Linked DNA regions of Homo sapiens: region 1 is linked to region 2. Evidence: read pairs that join two places in POLR2A ChIA-PET (ENCODE). Cell type or tissue: Panc1. All regions are shown on one strand.

The links. Peaks named below come from ENCODE experiments on the same cell type or tissue, not always from the same donor. Only the 100,000 strongest peaks of a DNase experiment are listed, where the experiment ranks them.
Region 1: POLR2A ChIA-PET joins it to region 2 with 5 read pairs; 2 of 35 experiments call an interaction of 5 or more read pairs at or near these places.

What each region holds. Positions count from the first base shown.
Region 1 is chr1:241,411,275-241,415,274 of GRCh38, reverse strand. No RefSeq gene overlaps it. Among named protein-coding and RNA genes, the nearest start is that of RGS7, 56 kb to the right of the region's middle. In Panc1, no CTCF peak of the experiment used is centred here; a DNase peak (open chromatin) is centred at 1,624.
Region 2 is chr1:240,712,942-240,716,941 of GRCh38, reverse strand. No RefSeq gene overlaps it. Among named protein-coding and RNA genes, the nearest start is that of GREM2, 100 kb to the right of the region's middle. In Panc1, no CTCF peak of the experiment used is centred here; no DNase peak of the experiment used is centred here.

The DNA.
Region 1 (4,000 bases), 700 kb before region 2:
TTTAAATATTCATAGTGGACACACTCCTCTCTAGGGATACAGGTATTAGAGAGAGGTATAGTTATACCTGGGATATAGTATTAACTCCTATTAGCTCTGCAAGGTGAAAAGATAACAGCATTAAAATTGAAGATTCTATGAATATAAAATCTGTATCACAGAGACTGAAGGCAGTGCATTGTATCATATAGAGGAAGACAAGGAGAAATTCATTGTCCTTCCTCAAGGGCACACTGCGAAGAAAAAGGAGCTGTACTTTTCCACTTCCTCCAACAAAAGGGACAGCTTTTAGATGATACTGTATTTTCTTAAGGTCTCTCCTATTTTCTGTGATTGTGTTCATTTTTGTGTGTGAAATAGTTAAACATACTTGTGGTAAATGTTACTTATACATAATTTTATCTATTTGCATCTATTTTCTCTCTGTCTTTTTCTATAGATATCTCTTTGTGTATATATACAGCATAAAAACTCTGTTCAAGATATGTATTTTACCCAAAAATCTATCCATTTCTAATTCTAGCCCGCTCTGCAATCTAGTGTTGTAACGCATAAATCACTTCAAAAGTGAAAGAGGATTATGGGTCTCTTCCACTTTTCCATATATCATATTTTAGGCCACTTCAACAAATGAAATGGCAAAGTCACTGTTGCTGTCCTAGAGACTGCAGGAAATAAACACACCATGTACGGGCATGCACACACACACACACATGCACACACACACACACACACACACACACCCCTCTGCCTTCTTCAAGTTTATCATCAATTGATGAGACAAAAACTAAATACGTGATCTAATCACTTGACAAGGCCAGATTCAGATAAAGCTGCTCTGTCTGCAAAAAAAAACAGAAGACACAGGGCACAGCAGGTGAGAGCAGGTGCCTGGATGTCTTGGTATTTCCAAGTAGCAACACCCTCAAACCAATTTTATCACTAGTGTCCAGAAGCAGACACTTCCCTTTCTTCTTTTTCATGCTTTTACTTCATTTGGAAGGAAAGAACCCTGCCTAGCTCCTCCTCTGAAAGATCCACCGGCAAGTCCAGGTGTCTGCGGAGCTAGTGCCCCTCAGGTGTCTGTGTCTTCAACACACTTGGCTCTAGGGCCCTTGCAAACAACATGACTCAGCCCTGAATAAAGGTATGCCTCCCTGCAGACTTCCAGCCCCACTTGGACCCCTCAGGGTGTGAGAGGTCACGAAATGCTCACAATGCATCAACTTCATTTATCCCATGAATGCCATACATCATCTTTTAATTGAAGGGAATTGTAGGGGAAAAACATTAACAAAATATTTAAACTGAGAGAGTGCCTCATTTTCAAAGAGAGCAGGTGTCACAATTTTAGAGGACCTGGTCTCTCAGCCTCCACCAACGGCACTGCTGAATGGGTCCCCAAGGTGATGCAAGTGAAAAAACCCATTTGACTTACCTGTAAGAATCCCATCAACCACCTCAGTCAGTCATCTCTTTCCCATCCCCAGGAGCTACTTAGGTCCTGAAGCTATGATCTTACTGTGGTGATTTAGTGGCCTGAAGGAGCATTTGACAGTGATGACACAGCCTTGGCTCTGAGATGAAGCATATGGCTCGGGAGAGCCTGACTCATTATTTTCTGATAATGTTTACATGTTAAACTGTCAACTCAGATCTAAAATATCACATGTTCTGTGGTGGCATCTGCATGTGGCTGTGACTCAGTACTGGAGCTGTGGCTCCGTACCAAGACAACCAGAAGGACACATCTGGTTACCACATTGGAACAACTATGCCACAGCTGTGCCATGGCTACAGGCACCTGGACTTGCACTGTAGTTCTCCTTTTGGTCCTCTGTGGTGCAGTTTTACCTCAATAATAGATTAAATGATTAAAGTGATTAAATAATAAAAAGAACCAACTTCTGTGTCACTCGGATCTAGGTTCAAATCTCAGCTCCACAACTTAGCAAATGTGAGAACCTGAGCAAAGTACCTAGGCTCTGAGCCTCAATTTACTCATCAGTAAAATGGGGATGATAATATACCCATATCTTATCATATACCCATGTATATCATAGTTGTGTCCCATATCAATATTGTGAGGAATAAATTAGATCATGTACCCAAGCTATTCTTCATGGACAATATCATGATTGGAGTGTAAGAAATGATGGAATTATCAGTGGCAAATCTGCATTCAAACACCTTTCTGTGAGCTGCGTTATAGGGCACTGTATTCCGGCAGATTTACTTAGTAGCTGCAGCTGAATGCATTATACCTGAAGTGGACTTTCTACCTGAAAGAGGATGCAGCAAATAAGATTCAAAAATGTGGAATTGGCTGAGTGGAAGAGGTGGGGCTTTGGATAGTGAGGTCTCAGGTATTTCAGGCTGCAAATCTGGTGACCCTTCTTATGTGGTGGCCGAACATTTGGTCAGATTGTCACCCGCTGTTCTTTGGGATACAGACCATGTGCCGTGGCAGCTTTGCTATTAGGATAAATAGTGGAAAAAAATTCAGAACCCTGGCATATGGCTATAGATTTTTTTTTTTTTTTCTGAAGGAGTGGTCTGTACTTCGATCCAAGTTAGCCAGTCTGCAAGAGGAAATGAGAGATCAATGCTTTACCTGTGGCCTGCATTCTAAATTCACTGACAATCCTATATTTTGGGTACTGCTGAGTTTTAAAAAAGAAATTTATTCCTACTAAACTGAGCAGGCAAGGACAGTGACAGGAAGCCTGGAGCCTTCATAGATTGGTAACTTAAGACTTTTCCATCCAGGCTCTTTGGATTTCTTTAGACAAATGCACAGTGGTATTACACTTGCTATCTCTCCATCATTATTTTGAATGACCTCAAGGCATTGGCCATTAAGCTATGGAACAGAGGACCGGGAACAACCCAGAGATCAGTAGGTGTATTAGTTTGTTCTCACGCTGCTAATAAAGACATACCCAGGACTGGGTAATTTATAAATAAAGGAGATTTAATGGATTCACACAGTTCTACATGGCTGGGGAGGCCTCACAATCATGGCAGAAGGCAAAGGAGAAGCAAAGTCACATCTTAAATGGTGGCAGGAAAGAGAGCGTGTGCAGGGGAACTCCCACTTATAAAACCACCAGATCTCGTGAGACTTATTCACTATCACGAGAACAACAAGGGAAATCCTGCCCTCATGATTCAGTTACCTCCCACCGGGTCCCTCCCACAACGTGTGGGGATTATGGGAGCTACAGTATAAGATGACATTTGGATGGGGACACAGCCAAACCATATCAGAAGGTAAAGGAAAGGAATCTTCTAGCTAAATACCATATCTAAGTGAAATCTTTGTCTGTGGTTATTCACATATGGAATTAATTGAGAAATTATTCCAACACTGGAAATTCTGTAAACTTTTGAGGACATTGTATTGCCGGAGGCTAATAAGAGCCTGTCATTGTTAAACCTCTAAGGTTATTCCTTTCCTCAAATTAAGACCAATAGGAAGTGGGCCAAAAATATCTGTGGCTTCAAAGGAAGTGATCTTCTATAATACCCATTTCATATGTGGCCATGGATGAAAAGAGACAAGGAATAATCTCCCCAGAAGCAGGACGGGAGGATGCCAGAATGGGTAACCGAGGACAGCACCTCTGACAGAACACAGGAGTCCTGAGTTTTCCTGCCTGGCGGTGTTTGGTGTTGACTTTGGCACTGTCTCTCCTATGTGACTTCCATTGTTCTCCTTTCTGAATAGGGGTTAGTATTGCTCCTGATTAAATATTAAATAATGGTTGAAAAGGAGCAGGGTAAGTGCATTATTAGTAGGTGCAGCCAGGTAGCCAGGTAGCATTTGCTTCATTTACCTGTCCTTCATCCTTTCTCTCTTCTTTTCCTTCTTTTTTTTTCTGTTCTGGAATTAAAATTTGCTTGGGTGCAGAGTAGTCATCCTGGAGATCATTAAAACAGAAACCACAAGCTAAGGATGATGGAGGAGAAGCAAGCTAGAAAGAATCTGGTTCCAGAT
Region 2 (4,000 bases):
GGCGTGGTGGCTCATACCTGTAATCCCAGCTACTCAGGAGGCTGAGGTGGGAGAATCACTTGAACCCCAGAGACGGAGGTTGCAGTGAGCCAAGATCACGCCATTGCACTCCAGCCTGAGCAACAAGAGCGAAAATGTTGAGAGAAAGAATGAAAGAAAGAAAAAGAAAGAAAGAAAAGGAAGGAAGGAAGGAAGGAAGGAAAGAAAGGGAGGGAAGGAAGGAGAGAAAGGGAGGGAAGGAAGGAAGGAGAGAGAGAAAGAGAAAGAAAGAGAAAGAAAGAAAGAAAGAGAAAAAGCTAAAGGGAGGAGTTAAAGAATCTGCCTTACAACTTTAAACACTTATTAAGTAAACGCTGAATTGAGCATCTGAAAATAAGCTTCTTTCTCTCCTGGAGAGCAAAGTGCTTCAAGTTTTGAAATATATTAATGTTTTGTATTTGCATAAAAATCTTACATCCCAAAGCAGTCTGCATTTCAGAAACTCTTTTTTTGGAAATGCCAAGTTGAATTTGGCATCAGTTTAATAATATGCAGAGACAGCGAAGAATAGTAATAATAATGCTTGCCTGGTCACACAGCAGAATGTGAGGAGATTAGGAAAGACTGCAGTGTTTTCTTCCCCTCAGGAAAACAGAACTAAATTCTCATTAGAGTCAGGAGATGAGTGAAGTCTTGCAATTTCAGAAAGATTTCAATGATTCCCCCAGTAACCCTATCGACACCTGGCTGGAGGGGAGAATTCCAGGGATGATGACATCAACTTGAAGAATCTCGGAAGGTTGAAGCTGAAAAGGACACTTCCCTATAGGCTAATCCTATAAGACTAATCCTGTATTTTCCAGAATGAGAAACTGATCCCCAGAGAGGTGATGTGAATTGCCCACTGCCACCCGATGAACTGATCACCAAGTGAGCTCTTGAACACAAGTCTCTATATTTTCAGAAGTGCTGCATCTTAAACTGGCCTCCTTCTCATCCCTCTTTCACTCCTGGGCTGTGTTACTGCTAGAGTAATCACAGTGTGGCAGACAATGGGCTACCCTGGCAGCCTTTATTTCATTTAATTCTCACTGCAGTACTATGAGGTATGGTTTTCGCCTCTTTCACAGATGAGGAAACAGAGCCTCAGAGATGTGAAGTAATTTAGACACAATCTGGAAGCCAATTGTATTCAACTTCGAGGCCTATGATCCCAAGTATTCCTGTTGGCAGAGAGCAATTCCATCAGGCCTCCTCCCCGTTTGCCTGTTATTTACCCATTGGGTTATCTGGAATAAGGTTTTTTGTAAAAGGTACTTACAATCACAGCCCCGTGTTTGGGAAGCGAAACTTAGTTCTCACTCCTTTACCTCTTTTTCTTTTTCTTTTTCTTGAGACGAAGTCTTACTCTGTCACCACTGGACAGAGTAAGACTGCTGGAGTACAGTGGCTCGATCTCGTCCCCTGCAACCTCCTCCTCCCAGGTTCATGCGATTCTCCTGCCTCAGACTCCCGAGTAGCTGGGATTACAGGCATGCGCCACCGTACCCAGATAAGTTTTGTATTTTTAGTAGAGATGGGGTTTCACCATGTTGTCCAGGCTGGTCTCAAACTCCTGACCTCAGGTGATCTGCCCACCTCGGCCTCCCAATGTGCTGGGATTACAGACGTGAGCCACCACGCCCGGCCTATACCTCTTTTTCTACCTACACATTTTGTAGGGCACATGGCAATATTTCCCTCTGTATCTAAAAAGTGAATAAGCCTAGTTCACATATATATCATTGAGATTTTCAAACTCTTTTTTACTGGGTGTCTGTTGCATATCACAGAATTTTATTATATTGTCTGTAATCTGTATCATAATCTTGAAAGTTAGAGATGACATCATTTGCTTATTTTGTGTCTTCCCTTCTCCAGTGTACTTAGTTCAGTTACAAGTGCCTCATAGAGGCTGAATATCACGTGATGGGTTTAATTGAATTGGCATCAGTTTCCCCGGAGACCACAGAGCACTTGCATAAATCTAAAATATCTGGATCCCACCACTGATCACTGGCTTCAATGGCAAAAGAAGGGGAGAATGAAGGTCCAACTGAAATATGCAAAGTGCCATCTCCAAGCAGCAGGTGCAATTTCTACCCGGCTCTGTGGTGTTTAGCAGCTGTGGAATCTGCCATCCGTCACCTTGGAGCCAACACTCGCCCCTCCAGGGCTGAAATATTGGCTTCCCCTTGTGTGCTTGTCTCCTACATAGAGACGGCCTTGCTTCTGTCAGCCTCCCCTTGGCAATAGGCTTGGAGCCTGCCTGCTGTGCTTGGAATTGATGTGACTCTGGTCCCAAAACCAAGATGCAAAGTCTTTTATGGCCAACTTTAGAGAAAGGAGTGAATAGGATAGAGGGGGAGAATGCAGAGGCAAAGGGAGAAGAAAGACATGTTGAAAGGTGAACAAGACAAGGCCGGGCGCGATGGCTTACGCCTGTAATCCCAGCACTTTGGGAGGCTGAGGCAGGAGGATCACGAGATCAGGAGTTCAAGATCAGCCTGACCAACATGGTGAAACCTTGTCTCTACTAAAAATACAAAAATTAGCCGGGCGTGGTGGCACATGCCTGTAATCCCAGCTACTCAGAAGGCTGAAGCAGGAGAATCACTGGAACCTGGGAGGCGGAGGTTGCAGTGAGCCAAGATCGCACCACTGCACTACAGCCTGGGCGACAGAGCAAGATTCTGTCTCAGCAAAAAAAAAAAAAAAAGAAAAGAAAAAAGAAAGGTGAACAAGACATAAATAATTCCATTAACAAAGGCTTTGGGGAAAATTATTTCTCTGTTAGCCTTGAAACACAAAAGCAGGGGCTCTGAGGGTAGCTGGCCCCTGAGAAACTGAGGCCTATTGCTCTGTTCATTCCCCTTTCTGTGTTTTGCTTAAAGCAGTGAGGAGTATGAAACAAGGAGGAAAGCTGGGCACCTGTAGTCTCAGCTACTTGGAAGGCTGAGGCAGGGGCATTCTTTGAGACCAGGAGTTTGAGACTAGCCTGGGCAACAGAGGGAGACCCCCACCTTAAAAACATATATATGTGGCCAGGCGCGGTGGCTCATGTCTGTAATCCCAGCACTTTGGGAAGCTGATGCAGGCAGATCACTTGAAGTCAAGAGTTTGAGACCAGCCTGGCCAAAATGATGAAACCCCATCTCTACTAAAAATACAAAAATTAGCCAGGCATGGTGTTGCACACCTGTAATCCCAGCTAGTCTGGAAGCTGAGGCAGGAGAATTGCTTGAACCTGAGAGGCAGAGGTGGCAATAAGCTGAGATTGTGGCACCGTACTCCAGCCTGGGTGACAGAGCGAGACTCCAAAAAATGTGTGTGTGTGTGTGTGTGTGTGTGTGTGTGTGTGTGTGTGTGTGTGTGAGGGCTGAGGGCTGAGGGCTTCTATCAGCTTTACTTGTGTCACAAGTAAACAAAACAATATTCCCTGAGGATATTCACGGCCTACTCACTAAAAGAACTTCTGAGGCCTGGAGCGGTGGCTCATGCCAGTAATCCCAGCACTTTGGGAGGCCGAGGTGGGTGGATCATGAGGTCAGGAGACTGAGACCATCCCGGCTAACACGGTGAAACCCCGTCTCTACTAAAAATAAAAAAAAAAAAATAGCCAGGCGTGGTGGCGGGCGCCTGTAGTCCCAGCTACTCGGGAGGCTGAGGCCGGAGAGTGGCGTGAACCTGGGAGGCAGAGCTTGCAGTGAGCTGAAATCACGCCACTGCACTCCAGCCTGGGCGACAGAGCGAGACTCCGTCTCAAAAAAGAAAAAAAAGAACGTCTGTTTTTGTCTAGAAAGATGCTTCCTTTATTCTGAAAGGGATGATCTATTGCTGTGTTTTGATTGCTGTTGTTGGTAGTTTTGCTTTAATAAAGTGTATCATCATCCTTACCATATCATTCTCTTTCTAACCCAAAAGAGGATTGAGTATACTTCTGTCTTCAGTGATTTATTGAACATGGTACCATGTAAATAGA